Linked DNA regions of Mus musculus: all the other regions are linked to region 4. The links are chromatin loops, found by intact Hi-C in ENCODE. Cell type or tissue: heart. All regions are shown on one strand. Region 1 overlaps Emp1 (epithelial membrane protein 1). Region 2 has its middle 38 kb from the start of Emp1. Region 3 has its middle 3.9 kb from the start of Gm36582. Region 4 overlaps Gsg1 (germ cell associated 1). Region 5 overlaps Grin2b (glutamate receptor, ionotropic, NMDA2B (epsilon 2)). Region 6 has its middle 23 kb from the start of Gprc5a.

The links. Peaks named below come from ENCODE experiments on the same cell type or tissue, not always from the same donor. Only the 100,000 strongest peaks of a DNase experiment are listed, where the experiment ranks them.
Region 1: it touches region 4 in a loop (7-fold over the local background); 41 of 42 quality-filtered maps call a loop at or near these places.
Region 2: a loop joins it to region 4, with 6 times the contacts of the local background. A loop is called at or near these places in 11 of 42 quality-filtered maps.
Region 3: a loop joins it to region 4, with 3.0 times the contacts of the local background. A loop is called at or near these places in 4 of 42 quality-filtered maps.
Region 5: it touches region 4 in a loop (5-fold over the local background); 4 of 42 quality-filtered maps call a loop at or near these places.
Region 6: it touches region 4 in a loop (4-fold over the local background); 15 of 42 quality-filtered maps call a loop at or near these places.

What each region holds. Positions count from the first base shown.
Region 1 is chr6:135,375,848-135,379,847 of GRCm38, forward strand. It overlaps Emp1 (epithelial membrane protein 1), which reads left to right. Exons shown (of 5, transcript NM_010128.4): 2 at 1,331-1,441. The coding sequence starts at 1,364. Among named protein-coding and RNA genes, the nearest start is that of Emp1, 15 kb to the left of the region's middle. In heart, no CTCF peak of the experiment used is centred here; no DNase peak of the experiment used is centred here; H3K4me3 peaks cover 446 bases; H3K27me3 peaks cover 68 bases.
Region 2 is chr6:135,398,578-135,402,577 of GRCm38, forward strand. No RefSeq gene overlaps it. Among named protein-coding and RNA genes, the nearest start is that of Emp1, 38 kb to the left of the region's middle. In heart, a CTCF peak has its summit at 1,958 (motif pointing left); DNase peaks (open chromatin) are centred at 414 and 1,937.
Region 3 is chr6:135,321,413-135,325,412 of GRCm38, forward strand. No RefSeq gene overlaps it. Among named protein-coding and RNA genes, the nearest start is that of Gm36582, 3.9 kb to the left of the region's middle. In heart, no CTCF peak of the experiment used is centred here; DNase peaks (open chromatin) are centred at 1,539 and 2,129; H3K27ac peaks cover 497 bases.
Region 4 is chr6:135,247,960-135,251,959 of GRCm38, forward strand. All of the region lies in intron 2 of Gsg1 (germ cell associated 1), which reads right to left. Among named protein-coding and RNA genes, the nearest start is that of Gsg1, 4.4 kb to the right of the region's middle. In heart, a CTCF peak has its summit at 1,940 (motif pointing right); DNase peaks (open chromatin) are centred at 2,072, 2,412 and 3,469; H3K27ac peaks cover 1,228 bases; H3K27me3 peaks cover 438 bases.
Region 5 is chr6:135,826,654-135,830,653 of GRCm38, forward strand. The region is part of intron 6 of Grin2b (glutamate receptor, ionotropic, NMDA2B (epsilon 2)); the gene reads right to left. Among named protein-coding and RNA genes, the nearest start is that of Gm14330, 24 kb to the right of the region's middle. In heart, a CTCF peak has its summit at 1,506; no DNase peak of the experiment used is centred here.
Region 6 is chr6:135,086,193-135,090,192 of GRCm38, forward strand. No RefSeq gene overlaps it. Among named protein-coding and RNA genes, the nearest start is that of Gprc5a, 23 kb to the left of the region's middle. In heart, a CTCF peak has its summit at 1,706 (motif pointing right); a DNase peak (open chromatin) is centred at 1,719.

The DNA of each region.
Region 1 (4,000 bases), 130 kb after region 4:
ACACGCAGAATGTCAGAATAATGATAGTATCGGTGTTCTAATAAATACCTAGTGTAGCTTGAAAGTGGCTTAGGCACAGACAAAGCATCAATTAAATCAGGTGGAGGGGGGTGGGGAACAAGCAATTGCAGGATGCACACAGCATCTCCTCTATGGTTGGTGCATCCTCACACACTCCCTGCCTAGAGGGTGAATACCTCCCCCACCTCCAAGTCCTTTCCCTTTGATGTCTCTCTGAGCTGACTCTGCATCTGTCATAGGTGTGACACAGAGGGTATGCACGGCTGCCCCATGTGTGCCCTCTTACGCTTCCTTTAGCTTCTAGATTTTATGATCAGTGGTCTCTGTTGAGATTGTGGCTGAGAACTTTTGTTTATCCATGCACATTGTTAATTTATATTAGTTCAACTCTTCCGAAGGGTGATTCATACATCTGTTTGTCTTTGGGGATGGGTCTTGAATGACTGAAGTTGCATAAACACCACACACCAGCAAAAAGCACATCTGGTGTTATCTCAAGCTTTACACTTCTGGAGCCCCAGAGCTGTCATGTTGAACCGCAGGAAATCTAACATCGCCCTAGACCCATAACAGCATCCCCACCAAGAGGCACGCAGGGCCAAAGGCTCAGGTGTTGCAAATATTAGTCTGGAATGCTAAATCAGTAAGTGGCCGGGCCATTACCCAGTAATTAGGTTGTCACACTATTGGGTGCCAAAGAGCACTGTAATAACAGAAGTTGTGTCTCTCTTATTTTACGTCTCATCCGGGATCAAATTAGTAGCCAATTTGCTCTATGGCCGTTGAGTAATAGTGGCGTGTGCTGCAGAACTCATTGTTTCTATTCAGTTTGCTGGGTGAGCATTTTGCTGGAGCACTGATGCTTTCCTCATGCAAATGGAAACCGGGCATGCATGCTGCTGCAGAGTTCTGGAGGTGACAAAAATCTTCCAAAAACTCAAAGCCTGACATTTTTGGCCTGTCAATCACAAACAAAACATTAGCAGCTGCTATAAAGCATACCATGCGCTTCTTAATATAATGAATATTATATTCTGTAATTATACTCATTATATCTGTAGAATATTCATTATATTAAAGAGATGAATCTATAAACATGTGGGAGCAAAACAGAAGTACTTGTCTATACACAGATGAGTAAGCATTTGGGTATGTGTATCAATCAGGTTTTAGAACATTTTGATGTAATTTTAAATTTTAAAAATTGTCACACTTTCTTGTGTCAACAGAGATCCTGAAATGAGAAGGTGGGATGCGTCTTACTGACTGTGACAATAACCTTTCTGTCTCCCCCGTCTTTTGTTTTCAGAATTCTCTACTCAGAAGTCACCAAAAAGCCAAGATGTTGGTGCTACTGGCTGGTCTCTTTGTGGTCCACATTGCCACTGCCATTATGCTGTTTGTCTCCACCATTGCCAACGTGAGTCCCAGCCCCCTGTTTCCTCATCCCAGGAAGGATCTTAGGAATAGTTTGGTAAAAGGTTAAAAAACAAACAAACAAAAACGGGAGCTGGGAGTGTTAAATCACAGAGCAGAGAACTTCTTGAATAGCTGTGAGGGGAAAACAAACAAACAAACAAACAAACAAACAAACAAACACATACTCATAGATCGGGAAGAAATAACCAAAGTGTAAAAGGCGAGAGTCCACAAGTGATTCCTCTAGGGGTGTTGGGAGGTTCAGCTTTGAGAAGAATCCTCTCCACGGGAGGTGGACACTGAGGTGCGTTTGGAGGATGGGCGTGTCTCCTCTAGAGGAGGAAGTAGAAGAAAATAGAAGTGCAGTTCAGGCAGAAGGGCAAAGACGCCCTCGTGGGACAGACTCTCCCTGTGCTCAGGTTAACAATATCTGCTCATGCGCTAGATCGCAGATTCCTGATAGATAGATAGACATCAGAGAATAAGGACACTGCTTTGGTTATGAGGTTGACAAATTCAAGTTTTGTGTGGAAATAGGTGTGTGAAATGGAATTTGGTAGGATTAACTTGGTGTCCCGTGAATCAAATAAAACGATCTTCTACGGAGATCGCTAGTCTGTCTTTGCTCTCGGAACCCGGGGCTACTCTGACCCCTAGTGGTCATTTTTAGCACCCACTTTGTATTGTCTTAGACAAAATGAGCCAGTTTCTTGAACTTAGAAGTCAAGGCAGCCAGCTAGCCCATTGTGATGGTAGGATTTGCATGAAGAAGGCAGAGGCAAGAGAGAGGACCATGAGTTTGAGGCCAGCCAGAGCTACACATTTTGCCGGGTGTGTTGGCTTCCGCCTTTAGTACCACTTGGGAGGCAGTGAGTAAAGGTCAGCCGGGTCTATGTAGCAAGTTTCAGTATAGCCAGAAAACTACAGAGAGAAACCCTGCTCGAAAGAAAAAAAAAACCCAAAAATCCAAAAACCCCAAACCAACCAAAACAACAACAACAACCAACAACATTAAAGTTAAGACAGCCAATCATTAGACACACAAACAGTGCTCCAGGGTGGACTACAGTCCTTGCTGTGGTTAAAGGGTGAATAAGGTTTGCTTTGTTTTGTTTTCCAGATAGAGTTCATTTGTGTAGCCCTGGCTGTCCTGGAACTCACTATGTAGACCAGACTGGCTTGGATCTTAAGAGATCTGCCTGCCTCAGCTTCCCAAGTGCTGGTATTAAAGGCGGGTTCCTCTGTTGATTGACAAGGGTGAATAGGTCTTAAAGTCCAGACAGAAGGGGTTTTGCAAACATCAGAGTGTAAATACAAGCTAGGCCAGTTTAAGTGTTATGAAATAGGACATAACCCCTGCCCAACCTGTCTCCTGTAGGCTTGTAATTTGGCCATTCTATAAGCAGACTCCTAATCCTCACAGGATAACAGTGTGGTGGTAAACGTCAAACTGTATTAAGAGCTACCATGTGCTTCCTATTCACCCAGTACCAGCTCTGATGTGGGGGCTGAGAGATCAGGTGATTAGGTATGCTAGGGATTCCTGTTTCAGCACGGTTTGCGCATGTGTAGACAGAATTATCTTCTGTTCCAGAAGGGAATTGTTTTTCTTGGTCCAGGCAAGAAGGGATGGAGAACCTGGGGATGTGCATTTTGGCCACACCTTGTGCTTTTAGCTGCCTCTGCCTTGGAGCCCTTGATGCTGCATTTTGACATGGAATGACTTTGCATGTTCTAATGGTCTGCATCTGACCCTTCTGTATAGAGGAAGGTTGCCTGTGGGCCCCAGGTTCATTCTTGTCTCCGCAGTAGTCCTCTGTTTCTTTGTTGTTTCCAGCTGGACGTTTTCCCTTATCTTTTTTTTTGTTGTTGTTGTTCTTTAAAGATTTATTTTTAAAAGTATGTCTATGTGTGTGGATATGCACATACAAGTGCCAGTGAAGAAGATGTTGGATTCCCTGAGGCTGGAGTTACACATGGTTGTGAGTCTCCTAGTGGAGGCGCTGAGACCCGCACTCTAGTCCTCTTGTAAGAACTATAAATGTTCTTAATTGCTAAGCCGTTTTAAGATCCCCAGACATTTTTGTTTCTGTTTTTGCGTTTTGAGACGGAGTCTCATGTAGTCTACATTGGTCTCAAAGTTGCTATCTGAGTGGAAGCTTTAATTCCGGAGCCTCCTGAGTTATTTACAGGGTGCTGCAGTCACAGCGAGGTGCTCCCAGGCAAGAGTTAACTTGTTTTCCTCATTAGCTAGGGATTTAAATGTGAGTCTTTTTAAAGGAGATTGTGCATACTCAATATATATTTCCTCACCCAGAGTTTTTGTTCCTTAGAACTTCAGAATTTTAAACCACTATGGTGGAATTTCTTTAGTTAGTTTGTGTGTGTGTGTGCACCACCAATAGTGAAATCCAAAATATATCTTTTTGGGGTCACAATTCTCTCTCTTGGGACCTTTGTGTACCTGGGATCTAATTTCTACAGAGACATGAGGCTTAGCAGTATTTATAGCTGCATAGGACGTCTTGGTTAAGATTTGGTCCTGACACGTGTTGACATC
Region 2 (4,000 bases), 150 kb after region 4:
CTCCCTCCTCACCCACCTTTCTTCCTTTCCCCTCTTCCTCCTTCACTTATTTAGTAAAGATGTTTTAAGGTTCAAATGTATTAATATTTCCAAAATTCTTAGAATCAGAGTGGTACCTAGTTCATGCCCCATGGATGTATTTACAAATAAATCAATGTGTAAATCAACAGATCTGGGAGCCAGCAGTCTGGACAACTCTCCACATTCATGTCCTGCTGAACCCCCTCCTTTCCCTCCCTCCTCCTTTCCTTTCCATTTCCTTCTTTCTCAGAAAGCCAACAAGCTGGAATCAGGCCCATTTCGGGGAAGGTCAGGGCCTGAGGAAGGTCTTTTCCCACTCACACCAGGGTGATCTCACTCATCCTTAGGAAATACTAAGACATTTACCCGCCCAAGGTCAAAAACAGCACGAGGTCCTCTTGGCAGGAAGATCCCCGTAGTGAGAGGTAGGCCTACCCAGACATGCAGAGCAGTCCCGCCAGCACCCCCAGAGAGATGCCAAAAGTCCTCTTGGTGATTCTGGAATCCATTATATCATCACCCAAAATAGCACTATTAATACCACATGGGTGTGCCTTTCATTTACTTGAGAGTTGGATGTGGCACAAGGCAAATGTGACCTGGAAAGAAAATGAGAGCCTCTCCGCAGGCTCACAATGTGTGTGTGTGTGTGTGGGGGGGGGAAGCACTCTGACAACCCCCCACCCCCAGCTAGCCAAGACAACCTCATCTTCTGGGAATATTCAGGTAAAAATTGGTGTGAACAAAGATAGTGTCAAAACAAATTCAGACCAGATTCCTCAGAGGGTATGAAAGATATGTTGAGTTGTTGATATCATGACGTATTGACTGCCTGATGAGGACACTGACATACCCTCACGTGGTGGTGTGGGTTTGAGTAGGAATGGCCCCCATAGACTCTTCAAGTCACCTCACACCAGCCATTCCTATGTCACTGTCATCGCCCCCAGTTCACACCCCTCAGACCTTTCTGTTATAGGAGAAGGTCAAGAGCTCAGTCTGCCTAGGTGTCTGCATGAGCTGTTCTCACAGCCTCAAACCCTCTTTCCCCAACATCTTCACTTGATTGGTTCATTCTCAGCTTTTGAATTCCAACTTGGTGTCAGTTCCTGGAAGGCTTCCTTCCATTCTCCGCACGGTAACAAGAAGATTCTACAACAGCACTGCCACGTTAACACCTTCGGGACAGCAGCTGGCATCCAAATGGTCTTCATTTGTCTTTCTCTCCTTGGCCTTCCATTCTCTGCTCCTCATATTAGTTTTCCTTCCTGTTGGCATGATAAACTCTCTTGAGGGAGAAAAGGCTCACATCAGTTTGCAGAGTTCAGGTGTAGTCTATCACACCAGAGAAGAAATAGGGCAGCAGACGCTTGAAGGAGCTGGCCCTCACATCCATAGTTAAGAGGAAGCACACAACAACAAATGCTTCTTCTGGCTGCTCAGCTTCTCTTCTCCATTTATACGGTGCAGGATCTAAATAGGGAATGGTGTCATCCAGAGTGGGCAGTTCTTCCCACTTCAATTAATGAAAGCAAGACAATTCCCCAAGGTATGTCCACAGGCCCATCTCCCTGGTGATTCTAGATTATGTCGACTTGACAGCACTCACTATCACATCCCCTCTACTCCAAGTCATGACCACATCCTTGTATACTGGACAATGTTTGGCATAAGATAACTATCTTGCTGAATAAATTTCTCAGACTCCATCTTGTTAGCCAGAAAATGAGACTCAGAAATAAACCTTTTCCCATGTTCTCTTATTGTGTAAACTTGTTTCGTATTTCCCAAGAGTGAAAGACTCCAGGCCGTGGTTTCTGGATAGGGTTACATTAGGATGTGTTTCCTCACCTTGATGGTGTGTGCTCATCTAAGTCTTGGGGACACTGTTTTTCTGGTCTCTATGGACGTTGTTAGTGCAACTCTGCCCCCTAGTGGCCACATTGGTTTTTCTTCTTTGAGACAGGGTCCAATGTAGTGGAGGTTAGCCTTTGATTGATCCTCCTGTCTCTGTCATTCTAATACTGAGATAACAGACATGAACCATCAAAGCAGTTTTTCTTCAGATATGACATGTTGTAGAAAGTGTTACAGAAGGAGATGTGTAGTTCTGTGCAGCTACAAGCAATTTCAAAGCAGGAGACATCAGCTTCAAGATCAGATAAAGGTTTAAGACCACAAAAATTATATCTGTTAAACTCTGAAATGTGTATCCTTCTTTACAGTCTTTTAGCGTGGTCCCGAGGGGCCCTGACATCGTCTCTGAATTAGTTTTCTCTTGTCTGGAAAAAAGTCTCAAATTGATTTCTACTCTAAACCCCTCTCCACTCCAAGAAGACAGTCATTTTACCAAAGGTCAGGTTTTCCTTGGGTCCCTATCCTGCTCAAAAGCATCTATGAAGTCCCAGTAATGTGATCAATAAAGCCATCTTTCTTAGCCTGCATCCCAGATTCCTCAAAACCCAGGTTCAACATCCTTTCCAGTTTCAATCTCTTCTGCCTTTCCCCCTTGCTTTCCATCTTCATACGATGATGCATAAGACCATGCCTGGAGAACATGCCTGTACTCCATCAGAGCTCTGCCACACTCACAGTGTCCTCTCTACCTTAAATGGTCCTCTGCTCTCAGCAGGCAGCCTAGTCCCACATCACTTGAAGCTGGCTCAAAGCCCCGACTTCCATGAACTGTCACAAGGTGGTGGGATTATGTTTATTTTAACAGTGACATGTGTATAAAAAATTATTAGTATTTACTGGAGGGGTAAATGGCTAGACTGGAATTCTTGTTTGGGGTGCATCTGAAAAATGAGAGGCCACACACAATGGTATTCAGACAGAAACTTCGAACTTGGAACAACCCTGAAGAGTCTAGGAGTCACAATTACTCCAAAGTAGCGATATTACCTACTCCAGAATTTTGTGGTTATTATCCTTCTTAGGGTTTTGATTGGTTCAATGGTTGCTAAATCTCTTTCTGTATATTGAGAGGACGAAGGGGGAAGAAGTTGGGATGTTAGCTTGTGTCCCTTGGAAATGCCAATATCAGAGGCAAGATGCAAAACCTTTATTATCACAATATGAGTGAACACATTTAACAAATTTGTTCCTCCAACTGTTGTTGCCATTTTTCTTGGATTTTTCTGTCTCTTTGGTTTGTCTCTCAAAAGAGTAGCATCTTACAGGTGGCTGAGATGAACAGTGGCGTTACCCTTAGTGAATTTTGAGACCCAGGAGCCAGTAATTTCTAAAGAACACAGCAGGGACAGTTCAGCCACTCCATACATTAATTCTTCCCCCAAGGACCTCCTTATATCTCTGATGAAGACATAGATGAAAGACCTCCCATGCTCATGGGTTGGCTGATTTAATGTTGTAATGACCTGTAAAATCAAAAGCAATCTACAAATTCCATTTAATGTTCATGAAATTTCCAACAACATTCTTCACAGAGCAAGAAGAAAAACACTAAAAAACTCTTTTTGGAGGGTGCAGGCAATGGAGAGATGGCTCAGTGGTTCAGTGTGGATTCTTCTCTCTAATAGGACTCCAGTTTGGATTGCCAGAAACCACATAGAGCATCCACCTGTATGTAACTTCAGCTCCAGGGGCAGGAGGAAGGAGAGGTCAGATACCTCGAGCATAACTAAAAATACACAATTAAAATATTAAAAACCGCAGTGAAAACATTAAAATTTCTGTGTGTGTGTGTGTGTGTGTGTGTGTGTGTGTGTGTGTTGTGGGGGTTGTGTGCATGTGAATGTGAGTGCTATGGTGGTCAGAAGTGTTGGACTTTTTTGGAGTTCCAGTTAGTTATAGGCAGTTGTGAGTAGCCAGATATGGCTGTTGGGAAAACTCTGGCCTTTAGCAGAATGGGCTCTTAACCACCGAATCATCTTCCAAGACCCTAGGCATTCTAAATAATGCTTTGATTCAGTTTTATCTTCTGAAATTTGGAACAATATCCAATTTCCAATATTAT
Region 3 (4,000 bases), 73 kb after region 4:
AAAACCCCTACTATTTCCTTAGGATGGTAAGAGCAGGTGAAGGAGGCAGATGGATAGCAAGCATTCTACGGTCATGATGTAGTACAGTCTTTGAGTTACTTAAAAAAATGTATCTTCCAAAAGTTTCACAAGAGCAATGATTTTATTCACTAGATATCTAAGGTTTCTGGGGTGAAATAATTTGCTCAAACCGTGGATTCAAAGGCCAGCTTTTCAGCTCTGAAGCCCCTTCATTGAGAGAGCCTGCAGATTACATCAGGGAAGATGGGGAGAGGAGAGAAGGCGAAGAGCCGAAGGACCATAGTGTAGATTCACTGTTTGTGATGCACAGGTGGTTGAAGACCGCATTGGCTGAAGAGTCTAGAGGGAGACTTGTGATGAGGGAGGCAGAGGTGGAGAGTTAGGAAAGTCGGAAGCTCAAGCAGAGGCCACTCTTAGCGTCAGAGCTCCTCAGGAGTCCTAGGGTGCAACCCTGGCAAGTCACAGACCTGCTCAGCCAAGCTAACCCTGCTCTCTCCAGCCCCTTCCTATGTCCTGCCCCCTTATGCCCCTATGTCCTGCTCACCAGCTCCAGCCTTATTGAGCACTTCAGGTGTTTTGAGTCTCAGGCAAGCTGACCCTGCTCTCCCCAGCCTCCTCCTATGCCCTCCCAGCTCCAGCCTTATCAGTGAGTCTGGTGTTTTGAGTGCCTATCATCTACATTCCTTTTGACTAAATAGGCTGTGTGTCAGAGATTGTGACAGTGAGCGACTTCTTCCTCCCCTCGGTGACCACTTCCATTCATTCAGCCAATTCCCCACTTGTCAGGGGTTTTGTTTTGTTTTGTTTTTGACTCGGGGTCTTACTCTATAATCCAAGCTACAGTAGAACTCACTGTGCAGCCCATGCTGGGACTGCAGGCATGAGCCACCATTCCTGGCCCATGCTTCCTTTCTCTTAACTGTGTTTTGTCTTCCACATTGCTCACTTCTACTTGTAATTATATATCCATTAGTGTTTCCTTGGGCAAGGTCGGTCTCCTCTAACAGCTGTAAGTTGCGTTGGTGAAGCAAGGTGAGGCTCCATCTGTTTTGCTCTCCCAGTTTGTGGCCCATAGTCTAGCATATATGCACTTTAAACATATTTATTTGATGGAGGATGGCAGAAAGATCAGCCTGAACCAGGGATAATGTTAGTGGGAATAGAATGGAATGGTGATGGTTCTATGTGTCCAGAGACATTTACGGAAGAAGAGCTGACTGAGACTAGACTGTGTGGGGACAGAGGGAAAGATGGAGACAGGGAGGCCATACTGTCACAGAAGCTCCGGAAGAGCTGGCTTCCATGGCATGGAACACCAATACCGCAGAGGAAGAATGCAGAGCACAAGGCAGGCACCACCTTTTTACAATTCTGTGGTGACCTTTGTTTGCAGTGAAGCCTCCACAGAGCATGACCTGTGACTGCTGGCCCAAGGGCGTGGCGTGGCAGGACAATAGCACTGTTATTGTGAGCAGAGTGAGTAACAGAAAGGCCGTCCAGGAAGATTTTCAAGATTGTTAGAGGGTAGCAGAAGTCTAGTAGGAGGAGAAATGAAATGAGCTATGGGTGGAGGTCAGGAGACGGGGTGGGGCCTGGTGAGGGAGGCGGGCTTAGGAGGGAGGAGAAAGGTGTCAGGAGTCCAGGAAGGAAGATGCTCACTGTCCTGTTAGAGAAGATGAAGGCTTTGGAGGCGGAGAATGTGAGGTTTCAGTGCTGGCGAGCAGCTGGTCATTTCTTGAAAATTCTGCCGATACCCTGAAGTGGAGTGGGAGAGGAGCTGGGAGAAAGGGCAGGAACAGGCACAGGCTCTTCAGTATGCCCTCCCTTTGCACAAGCGCAAGCTGGGAACAGGAAAGAGTGGGCCAGAACAGGAGCAACATAGCCTCTTTAAACTACCACAGAAGCCTGAGAACCAGGAATGGACAGGGAACATTCCAGGATTGTGCACACAGCTGGCCCTAGCTATTGCCTGCCCCAGTGGTGCCCCCTCTTAGGGCTGTGGGAAGAGGCGCTTTCCTGTGTACACAGGTGGGGCAGACTACAGTTCCAACTTCCAGCCCCGCCTCCGGCCCCGCCTGGCTGCTGGCAGACTTCCTCTTGGGCTGAGAACTCTGCTGCCCGGTCCGGTCCGCCGCCCGAGCATCCCTCACGCTTACTCCCACAGCAATGTCATAAGGGCTTCCCCCGAATATGATCTCATTCATTCTCAGGGCACTGTGGAAATGCTGACTTCCCTTTGAAGCTGCCAGTCAATTAATGCCTTGGGTGAGACCATCTGCAACCAAGTCACCCTTAGGTCTTTGGTTTGAAAGCCAGATTCTTGCATGCATGTCACACTGTCTGCAGCAGGCTGTTCTGCTCTGGTGATGGTGCGGTGGCTCGACCCGATAGATGCACTCTGGCAATAAAGCACTGAACTGTGCGGCTGGATGAGAATGGAAAAATGGTTGCATGGCAGAACCAGATGGCAGGGAGCCATTGTTTGCCATCGGCTAGAGCTTGCCAGCTGGAGCCACTTCCTGTGCCCTCAATGAGTCAGGAAGCCAAATCTATTTTTTTTTAAACTTGTGGTTTTCAAACATAAATTTAAAAAAATTTTAAAAAATTAGTATGTATTAATTGGGTTTTCATTATCAATCACACTTCCGCTGGGAGAATAGATGATGTCTGTAAACCACAAATCCCATGGAGATAAAAAACAGAACAGGCATTGTATGCATGTCAGTGGTGTGTGTGTGTGTGTGTGTGTGTGTGTGTGTGTGTGTGTGTGTGTGTGTGTGTGTTAGGAGTTAGGGCAGAGACAGGAAGGAGAAATGTCTAAAATTATATTTGCCCAAGTTGAGCAAACCTATGTCTTACATCAAGAGGGGAAACAGCTTGCTTCCTCCTGATTCACTGGGGATGCTGGTGGGTCCACCCCAAGGTAAAGTGCTCTCACGATGGTCAGGCCACCTCATCTCCTGGGCTTAGCTTTCCTTTCTTCAAAAAAGATTTGATGGCTTGTACCAGATGCTCTGAGCTTGCACCCGATGCTCTGAAGTTCTGACTGCTTTGACTCATCTGTGACTCCATCCCGTTTTTTTAAGCACTCCCCCCCTACTTTTTGAGATTATAACATATCTTTCCTTCCCTTTCCTCCCTCCAAGAGTACATTATTCTTAAAAACCAGAAACTGCTGAATTGGGAAGAGACGTTTCTGCCTGGAAACCTCTCCTTCAAGGAATGGGAGGTCTGTGAAAGATAGTCATTTTCTTGAGGGTAGATTATGTTCTGTGGTATTTAACTAGCCAACTCTCATCTAACTAGCTGATTAACTAAATAACCAACCAGTGGACTAACTAGCCTGATAACTGACTAACTAGAACCTGAATACAGCCAGGGAATTAGCAAAGAGCAGCTATGAATACCATCCTCCATTGGACCATGAGAATGGGAAGTCCTGTGGAACCACAGCTTCTGGCAGATGCCAGCTAGAAACCACGGTCACTTCTGTGGCCGTCTGAAATGCTCAGAAATGATTTGCATGCATGCGTTTTCTCTAATCTTGGACGGCTGGACAGCGGCCCTGAGGAGCTCTGTGACACGCACCTGTGCCTTCTGAGCACTTCTCTGTTCACAGGACAGTTTCACGGGACCCTGCCAAGTGTGGAGAGAGGCCCCGTGTGCACTTTCAGTCACATGACTCATGACTCAGGTGCCTTCTGGTTCTTGCTTGTCACCTAGTATGGGAACCTGGGAGGAAAGGTGAGATCTGACTGGGCAGAGGTTCTCTGGGAGGGTCCAGGGTTGGGCAATGGCTTGTTGTTCTACAGGCTGCCCTGACCCTTTGCATGCGAATGTAATAAAGTTATCACACAGGCACAGAATTGCTGCCCTCAGATCATTCAGAGCCACACCAAAATCAGGGGTCGGAAGTGGGGGCTGGGGCGGGAATCTACTTGAATGAAGTAGGTTGGTGACTGACTTCCTCAGCAGGGAA
Region 4 (4,000 bases):
CCCTCCCCTTCTTCTGGTAGTTTGAGAAATGCCTCTTGATTAAATGCTGCCATGCCATGAACGAGGACATTTAATGAGTGACAGGGTAATCACAGCCCAGCTGGTCTTGGAGATTATGACAGAGGCCAGAGCAGCACAGATCTGCATTTGCAGAGGGGAAATCCTGTAAAAAAACAAAGGGTGATTGATGTCCTCTCTACCTCTTGTTCCCTAGTAAGGGCTGTGACTGGCTGGGGCTTGACTTCCACAGCAATACACAAAAAATATGGATCCACTGTAACTTCTCAGGGTCTCGCAGGAAGCATCTTTAGGCTCCGCAGTGTTGAAGCTTCGGGAGCCACAGATAGACTACTGGCTTGTTCGGTGTGCAATCTCCATTTCCTAGGCAGTTCATGAACAGTTGCATCTCTCCTCTCATGTTGAGTGTGTTGGGTGGGAATGATGAGGGTGAGGAAGGGGTGGGAGAGAACAGGATGGAAGATCTGGGGAAAAGCCCATGGCCTGATGGCCCTATAATGACCACCATTTCATTTCCAACTTTCAAGCAAGGGATGGGCATCTTTTTATTTTCTCCAAACCAGCTACAACAGCAACAGCAACAACAATAATGAATCCAACCGACCATTAAGGAGTGGGTCACATCTATCCTCTTGGCAGTTACTAGAAGCACACAGCATTCTTTCTGTCCTTAGAATTGTAATATATACACATAGCAGCAGCTACTCTCTTCCTTCTACCCAGAATGTCTTCAGTTTGTTCTGACATGTCCCCACTCTCTTCCCTCAAAGAGACAGGGTTTCTCTGTATAGCCCTGGCTGTCCTGGAAGTTGTAGATCAGGCTGGCCTCGAATTCAGGGACCCATCTTCCTCTGCCTCCTTCTTCATGCTGGGATTAAAGGCGTGCAACCACTGTCACCCAGCATTCTTTTGATCTTTCAATTTTAGTGTAAAAAGCCATTCATTCATTGTTTGAAATGGCTTTCTCCTCTGTCTTTGCTACACCATGCTTCCTTGAAACCATTTTTGTTCTTTTTCACACTGTGTGTGTGTGTGTGCACATGTGTGTAGCAGGGGAGTGACACATGTATGGAAGAGGACTCTGCGAGTTGGTTCTCTTTTTCTTTATCTTTTTCTTTTTTTTTCATTTTAAGAAATTGTATTAACCACTGAGATTTACCATATATAGTAAATTTTGACAAATACTGGTGTTCAAGGCAGGTTTCCTTCTAGAACATACTCTATTGGGAAGTTTGGTGTAGAGGGTTATTCACAGAGTCTAAGGTAGATTCAAACAAGTATGTCAAATAGCCAAACTGGAGGCCAAGAATTTCTGAGTCAGGAAGGTTGGTAGTCTCTGCGAGGTTTGAATAATTCCATCTGAGTATGGAATTTTCTAGGATATATAAAGTTGCACCATGCTTGGGTTATTGGGATGGCTGGGTTGGATGACAATGAAGTCATGATCACTTATGAAGCTGTGGAAGAAAACGATTTTACAATCCAACAAAGAAGTCAGAACTTCATTCAGAGAAAGGAGAAATAATTACAGCTGGTCACTGGTCACTTGTGCCTTCAATGGCTCCCTTGAGGCCAAATGGTTGGAAAAGAAAGTGGTTGTAGACTGCTGTTCAGGAGTTCTCTACTATTTTTTTTATTAGATATTTTCTTTATATACATTTCAAATGCTATCCCGAAAGTTTGGTTCTCTTTTTCTACGGTGTGAGTTCCAGAAATCAAACTCAGGTTGTCAGGCTTCGTGACAAGTCCATTCACCAGCTCAGCCATCTCTCAGGCCCCCCGTGTATCTTTTATGTGTCACCCAAGCACCCCTTTACTCATTGTGACACAACTCACTTTGCTTTGGGAGAAGGGGACAAAAAATTTTGTGGTCCCATTTTGTTCTGGAATAGGCTTGCTTCCAGGATGCATGGTTCCCTCTTGCCGCTGGGTGGCGCTATACCCTCATATTTTCTTTCCTGCCCTTTCCTTTCCTCCAAGCCAGTCCAATGCGGGTAGAGAAGGCTTCGTTCTGCAGAACTGCTCTTTCCTTCAGTTGGCTTTCGTCCAGATACAAATCTACAGACTGCCATGTGTCAGCCTTATGGAATTCAGGACTGAGAATGAACGTTGGGGGTGTTCAGCCACTCCCGGCAGGACATTTTGTAGGACTATTCCCTATAGTTCATTTCTGGTGGCCAGTTCCAGATCTCAGTGACTCAATAGATAGATCCTCAAGTGCCTCCCATAGGAAATGCAACATCACGATATCAGAAAATAGTTAGCCAGCGTTTCCTGATGGAGTTTTGTGCACATGTTTCTCTCCTTAATTGCATCCCCATTCTCTCCACCCGAGAACAGTGACCAATTCTTTTCCCTTCTCGATGCTTCCACCCTTCAAATACTTGGAGACACGTCTCATATCCCGCCTTGAGTCACCGCTTGGCACAACACCGTGTCTTTGGTTTTTATTGCCTCTGCTCATAAACCGCACCCCCGAAGCCTTAATTGCCTCAAGTTTGCCTTCTTCAGAGAAAAGGGGATGGGCGTGGCAGGGTTCGATGCAGAGGCCCAGAGGTTTAGAATGAAGCTAATGAAACCCTACCTCCCCAGCCCCTTACTTATTTGAGCTGCTTCCAAGGGCCTGTTGCCCAATCCAAACTTATAATTTTGTATTCTTTTCCTTAAAGGGTTCCAAAATATTAGTTTAGGCTCCCACAGCAGCTCTGATCCACCCATTCCTAGGGTGCTTGGCTGGGTACTTGCTGGATGTGACCAGTCTTAGTTTCCTCTCTCTGAGGTCCTTGGACCCCAAATTTCAATTTCCTCTAAAAAAAAAAAAAAAAAAAAAAGCAACTGAGTTTCTCTGCCTTGACGCACACAAAAAAAAAATCAGAACTCAGGACTCCATTCATTTCCTTTCATTGTAATTTGGGTTTGCTATTTCCCCAGACCCTTTCCTGTCCTCTCAGAACAGAAAAAGTAACTACTGGTCAATGTAACAAATTCAATTAAGCTTGTCTGGAAAGAAAGCTCGCAAGTCCATATGGAGACAAATAGCCCTCATCTCAACAGTGTTTAAACTTGGTGTGTTTGGACTGTCAGTGGGAAGTCACACTTGGGTGGGACTATTTAAGCTCCTCCCCATTCATGACATCCCAGTGCTGAGGCCGGGGACTGACCTTCACTTGCTAAGGTTCTCAGTCGACCTCCTCTGTGCTGTAGAAAACCATTTTTACTGGCTCTGCATAAAGAGAAATGATGGTCTTGGGACGCCCATACTTTGTCGGCAGAAGTTCAATTTACTGCGAGGCGACCGCGCTGCAACTCGCTGCAGACTAGAGGTAGTTAAGAATGTCGAATGAGAACTAGTGTGTTCACCTCTTCCCTGACACCTGAGCCTGGGGCTAAGGGATCTAGTCATTTTGTCCCCCAAGCTATTCACCAAAGACATCTTGTTTGCCCCACCTCGAAAGAGTTTCTCTGTCCTCCCAGGGGCCAGAATTCTTGACCCATGGCCTCATTAGGTAATTCCTTTCTGTTACTCAACGAGCACAAAGCTGGAGTGGAATCTAAGTGCTTTGGCTGTCGCTGAAGGATGCACAAACAGCTCTGCTCTCTGCACCTCCACGTTCTGACAGGCACACCTTCCACGGAGCTCACGTGCCTTCTTTGTGAGGCTCATTTGACTCAGTCAATGCACGGAGTAAAGCAGATTTTTTTTTTTTTTAACAGATTGCGGACTCCAGCACTGTCTTCAAATGAAGGATGTTTGTAATGCTAACAAGGCTCATGAACACATGTTGGGAAGCCTACGGGCGAAGACATGAACACAGAACGTGTCCAAACAGCATCGAGTGCATACCACTTTTCCCAGTTCTTATACAAAAGCAACTGGGAGCCACAAAAAGACCCCAGAGGGCCTAAAGCGTACCTGAGGCCCTTCTACACAGATGTAGAGTTTTCAGACAGATCTGCCAATACATTTCCTCCCACCTGTGGG
Region 5 (4,000 bases), 580 kb after region 4:
AAGGAATATGAGACGGAGAAAGAGTAATCCAAGAGAGGAGTTCATCGTACAAGTTCATCTCAAAAGCAGCAGCACACCATCTCTTCTGGCTTATCCCATGCCTGCTACTCTAAGCTCCGCCCCCATCTCTTCTGGCTTATCCCATGCCTGCATCTCTAAGCTCCGCCACCATCTCTTCTGGCTTATCCCATGCCTGCATCTCTAAGCTCCGCCCCCATCTCTTCTGGCTTATCCCATGCCTGCATCTCTAAGCTCCGCCCCCATCTCTTCTGGCTTATCCCATGCCTGTATCTCTAAGCTCCGCCCCCATCCCTTCTGGCTTATCCCATTCCTGCATCTCCAAGCTCCGCCCCCATCTCTTCTGGCTTAGCCCATGCCTGCATCTCTAAGCTACGCCCCCATCTCTTCTGGCTTATCCCATTCCTGCATCTCCAAGCTCCGCCCACACTTGGAAGCAGGCTGAGCTAGAACTTTGGTAAGAGCAGGGGCCATGTCCAGGGAGTATCTCATTGCAGCATGCTCCTCATAGTCTTCCCTGCCTCTTGACCTTCTTATCCCTTCTGCTAAGTGCACACAGTCCTTGAGAGAGAGAGAGTGAGCTGTCACATTCGCCTTGATTTTTCTCTTAGCCTCTGATGCAGGGGTCTCTATGACTGAGTCCTTCACCTATGTCTGCGGACTTAGACTAAAGCTGACTGCATGCTGACAGCACAGGGGGGTAAAGGCCAGACTCTCACAGACTGCAGAAAAGCCAGTCGGGATGGATTTGTCTGTGCTCTGAAATGTGGCTACATGATCCTTGTGGTTCTCTGAAGAACCAGTTCCACTCTGAGATGGAATGCTTCTAACTTCAGGAGTAGGATGTGGGAGAATCTAAAATGCCACTTTCCTGGAACAGAGAGAGACTAGGCCCTCCCCTCACATCCTTATTTAGAACTTGCACAAATATACAAGCAATTAATGCCATTACCTTCTTCCTTTCTATCTGGAGCGCTGAACTAACACACTCTCTCTCTCTCTCTCTCTCTCTCTCTCTCTCTCTCTCTCTCTCTCTCTCTCTCTCTCTCTCTCCCTTCCTCCCTTAATCGCTGTCAGTTTTTTTTTTTTCATTTTACATTTAAGATGTGACGGCATTTTCCTATTCTAAGGGGAGTGGGGTTTTTGTTTTTATTTATTTTTCTGTTGTTTGTCTGTTTGTTTTTAATTCTACACTTCTTTCTCTTACTCCCCACCAACATACCTTTTTGAGCCCTCCTTACTCTTGGTTGAAGCCTTCTCCTCTGGGCCCACTGGTACTTTTGGATCACTCCAAATCCTCTTGCAACGCTTTAAGGTGTTAAATGGTGGCATATTGTTTCTATATTTTGTTGCCTGAGAAATAGAGGGGCCTTCACCCAGTGTCTATTGTTTTCTAAGGTGAAATGGGAGACTTAGTGTATTACAGACTGAGGTGGTTCAGACTTCGAAGACATAGCACAGAAGTCTCAGTCGCCCTCTAGAGACCTCAAGATGAACTGCAGGGAGGCACCAAAAGGCCAGATAAACTGGGTACCCCTTAATCCCAGTGTGCCCTTTCCCAAGGCACACATTTTAGCTCTTAAACAAGGAATGGGTGCTTTCTGAAATCTTCTCTGTTCTTGGAGATGACTCTCCAGTGTCTCCAGGGGTGGAAATGGAGAACGTGTAGTGCAGCCAAAGGAGACTGCTCTCCTTAGCTCCAGAAGGGCGATAGTCCGCTGCTGCTGCTGCTCTCTCTGATATTTAGAAGATTCTGAAATCCAGAATTCTACAGAAATCTGAATCCTTAAGTGCTAGGAGCCAATTTAACCTTTAGATGTCCCATCTTTCCTATAGGACACACAGATCACATCTATGATCTAAAAACAGACAGAGAACTTCCTGTTTTATATCCATCTGCACCACGTCCCTGTGTAAGGTCACATTGGGATGCTACAGGGTCAAGTGAGGACAAGTAAAAAAGTGACATAATTGCCATAATTAACAGTCAGGAAAGAAAGCCAAAAGATGTCATGTTCGCTTATGACAGCAGATTAGAGAGGCAACTTACCATACATAGCTCGTAGTGAACAATGAACATTCATGCTTTGTTGGGAAACGCAAGCATAAATATTGAAATGGTTACAAAAATTCATCTCATTCTCTATGGGCTAGCCACAGCATAACAACAAAAGGAGATCAAATATTAACACCACATTGCTCCGTTCCATGGGTAGGAATGTGCCTGAAGTCTCGGCACAACAGCTTTATAAAATTTCAGCAGAGGGTCTATCGGCATAATTTTAAAAAATTAAATGTTTACTTGAAGTCAGTCATGGTTTAAACTTTCCCCAAATAATGTTTCACAATTGGTACACATACAAGTAGCAACTTTCTCTATGAATAATCGCATTTCCAGGAGGCCCTTTGAGGCTGGGACCATATGGCTCAGAGCCACCGCATCCTGGCTCACGGTTCCCAGAGCACTTGGTATTATATTCATTCATTTGCTCATGTGTTAGCTCCCTAGCCCCGCCCACCAGGAAATGAGCTCCCTGAAGCCAGGGAAGGGGTCAGTTTTGTTCAAAACTGCCCTCCCCTGGTCTCTGCCAATCCCTAGAAGAGTGCTTGGTGCATTCATCTTCTGTGGGCCACTTAGAGTCTCCTAGAGCCACTGGGACAGGTCTTAACTCTTTCCTGCTGGGCTGATGGCTTTCTTCTCTCCTTTATGAAAGGATAAAGATTTGGTCTTCTTTTAAAGCTTAATGGCTGGGAGATAAAATGAGAGTAGGGGACAGAAGCAGCGCAGCAGCTTAAGTATCTATTAAACAGATACTTCCCCCCGGGAAAAGAAATGTCTGTTATAAACCATCCCTGGGTTTTATAGGTTAAGCCTCGGATGACCGGACTTCATCTCTAGAGCTTCCTGGTAGAATCTGAGAGTTAGCACTCCCCAGAGGTTCCAGGGTGGAGCCAAAGCTCATGCCCAGTCACACTGTGGGAATGTTAATGTCTGTGGGCCACAAAACACTATGTACGTATCAGGTGTTGCTGTAACTCAGTCTCCCTCTTCGCCAACATTTCCTTTATATGCAACCCTGAATCTGGCTTTGTCTTTTATCATTAAACAATGTTCTCCTGTGGAAGGAATTCCTTTATGGTTATAAGCCGGTCTATCCACCGCAGATGGAAGAAGCCATAAAGGGGAGTCCTTTATGACCAACCACAAAGTTGTGGTTTATTACAATGAAACAGGATCCAAGTATATCAAAGAGCACAAGGACACGCTCTGAGGTTTCATAAATAGGTGTGCCTCCTTATGTGCTTCGGCTGCTATTGAAAGGCTACTGAGAGGCCACAGAATGCTTAGTCTAAACAGTATTTCCAATACTCCCGTGACTCTGTGTAGCCCTCGGACTGCTGGAGACTTGATCTGCCATGATCTTGCTACTCATTAGTATTTGAACTGTGAAAGTCCATGAGCAAAAAGTCATATCAAACCTAGGTCCTCAAAAATACTAGACAAGTGATCAATCCCTCAACTATATCCTGTTTCCCAGAAGTCATCTCAGAATGACAGGAGAAAGGATGCTCATTATCAATTTGGGGGTTTGTTTGTTTGTTTGTTTGTTTGTTTTGAGACAGGGTCTCAAGTAACCTATGTTGGCATGGAATGTGCTACATACCCAAGGATGACCTTGGACTGCTGATCTTCTGGCTTCTGCCTCTCAAATGTGGAGAATAGAGCCACATGTCCTCATGGTGGCTTGTTCAGTCATCATCAAGTACATGAACAATTTCATTTGCTGCTTCCTAGCTTTGGTCTTGGTTCAAGACCAAATTGAATTTGTTCTTAGTGTGTGTTTCTATGTGTATAAGGGGTCATTTTCTTCTTTTCTAGAATCTGATTCAGTTGTATCATTTGTTTAAACTGTGTTCAAATGCAATCATAGTGGACACATTTATGATAAACCTTGGTACATGACAGGTACTATATTAAGAA
Region 6 (4,000 bases), 160 kb before region 4:
CAAGCCAGCAGTATCACAGTGGAAGCCCGGGAAGTGACCTGTGATTTAACTCAAATCTTACACCATCTACCTGGAGACAATATCACATCCCATGGATTGAGAGAGCCCAGAATTCCAAACGGATCACCATCACTTGTTTATCAGTCTGGTCCCTGGGTGCTAGATCTGTGTTTCTAATTTCTCTGCTATAAACTGGGTGTTCTCACCCTTTCCTGTCAGGACTGACTCCCAGGAGTCGGGGAAATGTCTCTGCATTTGTTATAAAGGCTGCTGCAAAGGATACAGATGAGATCTACAGGCTAGCCATGGGAGAAGCTTCTGACCTTATGACTCTATGTGCACCATCCACCAGGGCAGGCCAAGCACGTAGCCTCCTGAAGCGTTTTGGATTGTGTCTGAGTTTGTATGGAGTTGGTGTGCCTAGCAGGACTGCAGATAGATGTGTGTGTGTATGTGTGTGTGTGTGTGTGTGAGAGAGAGAGAGAGACAGAGACAGAGACAGAGACAGAGAGAGACAGACAGAGACAGAGAGACAGACCCTGCAAGGCTTGTGTATTCCTCTCTCTCTCTGGCCCAAGATGACTTGGAATTCACCATGTAGCCCACGTTGGCTTGTGGCCATCCTGCCTCAGTCTGCTAACTGGGAATTAAGGTCATCGTGACTAGCAACTTCCGGGCTCTTAGGTCTTCCGTTCTTCGTTCTTCACTGGAAGGTATCAGATTACCTCTGGATAAGGAGACTGAAGACCTGCTACCTGCTCCTCCTTTTTGGGGATAGTGTTTAGCTCTGTATGGGGGCCTCAAACTCAAGGGGATATGCTTGCCTCTGTCTCCTGAACTCTGGGACTAAAGGTATGTCTCTTGAGACAAAGTCTCATGGAGCCTAGGGTGGCCTCCAACCCTATGAAGCTGAGGCTGGTATGGCCATTCTGCTCCCACCTCCCCTGAAGGGCATAGAATGTTCTGGGCCCATCTTGTCGTTAAGGGAGGAGCCTTGCCAGGGTTTCTTTCTTTTTTTTTTTTTCTTTTTTTTTTAAGATTTATTTATTTATTATATGTAAGTACACTGTAGCTGTCTTCAGACACACCAGAAGAGGGAGTCAGATCTCGTTACGGATGGTTGTGAGCCACCATGTGGTTGCTGGGATTTGAACTCTGGACCTTCGGAAGAGCAGTCGGGTGCTCTAACCCACTGAGCCATCTCACCAGCCCGTTGCCAGGGTTTCTATACCTATGGCTGTTGAGACACCGAGGAGGACCTGGGAATGGCACCATCTCTGTCTCTGGAGAGCTTTGGCCAAGAGATTAAATGGTCCCCCAAGTGGAAAGATGGTCACAACATTCTGAGTGCGTGCCCTTTCTGGTAACAGAAGACTGCCTCTGCAAAGTGCTGGTCTTTCCCATGGCCCGTTGTCACTTCTGTTCATTTATAAGCTCTTTGCGTCAAGGGCTAGAAGTTCCACGTTTGAGAATTACTATACGGAAGAGGACTTCAATCTCATCTCCGCCCATAGGAAAGTAGAATGCGAAGACTCAGTCCAGGCTGGCCCTTGGCCAGTGTCAGTTGATTGATGTCTGGAGGCAAAGTGCCACTCTTTGAACTAAACGGTTAATGATGAATCAATGCGCAAGCCCAGCAGCCTTCTCTCTTTTTTTTAATCACGTGTGAAATAGACTTAGGGTCCCACCTTTCCGAACCAAAGTTGCCATACCCGGCTTCTCCACTAGATGGCAGGAAGACCTCAGCGTTCAACCCTGGGGAGCCTAAATACAGCATCTCCTGGCTTAAGGCCCCATTCTGGTTGAGGGCACAAGATTGTGAGCAGGACCGAGGGAGGCGTGCCTCAGAGCTGCCCCTTCCCCTAACCTTTAAAGCCACTTCCCGTCTCCTTTGCCCTTATTTTTTTTGTGTGTGAACTTCTCCAAGGTTTCCCAGCCCGTTTGCACGCAACCTGGCATCATTACATGTAACGTCTCACGGACTGATCTTATGAATGTCATCTGGTATTTATGTGGTGAGAACATTGGCTCTCGGTCAAAACCAGAAGTACAAGCTGGCCCTGGAGATCCAGGAGCCCCCTCCGCCCTCCCACTCGCTCCGTGTTTCCTTCCGTTCTGGGCTTACTGTTGCTGAGCACTGAATGCCCTGTTGGGCTTTTTTGATTTCCTGACTACTTTCTTTTGTTGCTGCCAGGGTTTTGCATGGTCACTGATATCCCAGCCTCAGCCTCAAATGGAGCGTTGCTTCAGAAAATCCTAACTGTTTACCTCTGAGCACCGGGGAATCTGGACTTTAGCTTGTAGGTTGCTGTCTTTGTGTGTTAAACATTTTAACTAATTAATTAATCAATCAATTAATTAATCAATCAATTAATTAACTAATTAATTAATTATGTGTGGGTTCCTGTGCATGTGTGTAGAGGTCACTTCTCTCTTCCCACCACACAGGTTCTAGAGACTGAAGTCAGGCCCAGACTTGCATCTCTCCCTGCTGAGCTATTGCCTGTTTCCTTTTCTTTTCCTTCTTTTACATGAAAGGTTTTATTATATGCGTGCTTTTATCTGTGTACGTGTATCACATGTATGCCCTCAGGGAAAGAAAGGGACCGGTCCTTTAGGGGTGAATTACAACCAGTTGTAAGCTGCCTTGTGAATGCTGGGAACGGAACTCAGGTCTTCTGTGAGAATAGCCAGTGTTCTTAGCTCTTGAGCCCCCCCCCCCTCTCTCTGACAGGATCTTATATAGCTTGTGTTAGCCTCAAAGTCACTTTGTAGGCAAGGTCCTTCTACCTCCGCCTCCCAAGAAGTAGGACCACAGGTGTATATAGCACCATGTCTGGCTTGCTTTTGGAATGTGTGTGTGTGTGTGTGTGTGTGAACCTCTACCTATATGCATGTATGGAGGTCAGAAGGAGACACTGAGTGTTTCTGTTCTATCACCCTCTGCCTTATTTCTTGGAGACAGGGTCTCTCACTGTAGCTAGAGCTAGGCTAGCAAGCCCTGGCGATCTTCCCTGACAAGGCAGAGGCTACAGGTACATGTGTAACCACAATGTTTTACTTGGGTCTTGGGTATTTGAACATAAGTTCTCATGCTTGCATAGCAAGCATACTTACTTACTGAGCCAGGTGTGAGGCAGGGTTTGATGCTGTATCCCAGGCTAGCCTGGTACTACATATCCCAGGCTGGCCTTTCACTCTCAGGACTCCTGTTCCGGCCTCCCAGGTATCCCTTACAGGCCTGCATCTGCATGTCTGGCTCTAGAACCCTTTGTCTTCAGGGCAGATAATGCTTTGGCCTCCCTGGATTCTGCTGATGTTCCATAGATGGCTGGGTTTGGGTAGCAAGTCACTGGTGCCTGACCCTGCAACTCCCCAAATACCTACAGAGTTGCCCATTCCTTGGAGAGGAACATCTCTGGACCTAAAACTCTGTGGTTTAAGGAGGTCGCAGAGACTGTCTGGTTGGTGTCTCTGCAGCCTTCATTTAACAGGAAACTCAGGGAAGCACGATGGAGCAGATACAGTAAGGATTGTATCGCTGGTTCTTGGCTCTCTCTGCTGTCAATCCCTGATCAATTCTACAACTGTTTTTAAAGGGAGCATTTGGTCAAAGAAACAAAGCCTGAGTATGATCACCCATATTTTCAGGATTCCTCTGATTCTCCTTCTTCAAATCAGGAGCCCTCTCCTGGCCTCTCTCCTGGTCTTCTCGCCCTGTCTGGCATGGAAGCCGCAGGGAGGCACTGGTGGGAACTGCCTTTCTGATTTGTCCTCCATCTCCCAGCCTTGAGTCAGCTGTCAGGTGAGGGCGCTCCAGACAAGAAGAAAAGCTTTCCCTCAAGCTGCAGCCCGTGAGATGGGGGTGGGGTGGGGGTGGGGGGACGACGACACAAAGTTCCCGCAGGCCTGAAGCCTCTGTGCAGTGTAAGCCAGCGCCCAGTGCTGATTCTCTCTCTGTGGGAAGTTATGTCTCCTTTAAGGGACATTCACCTGACCT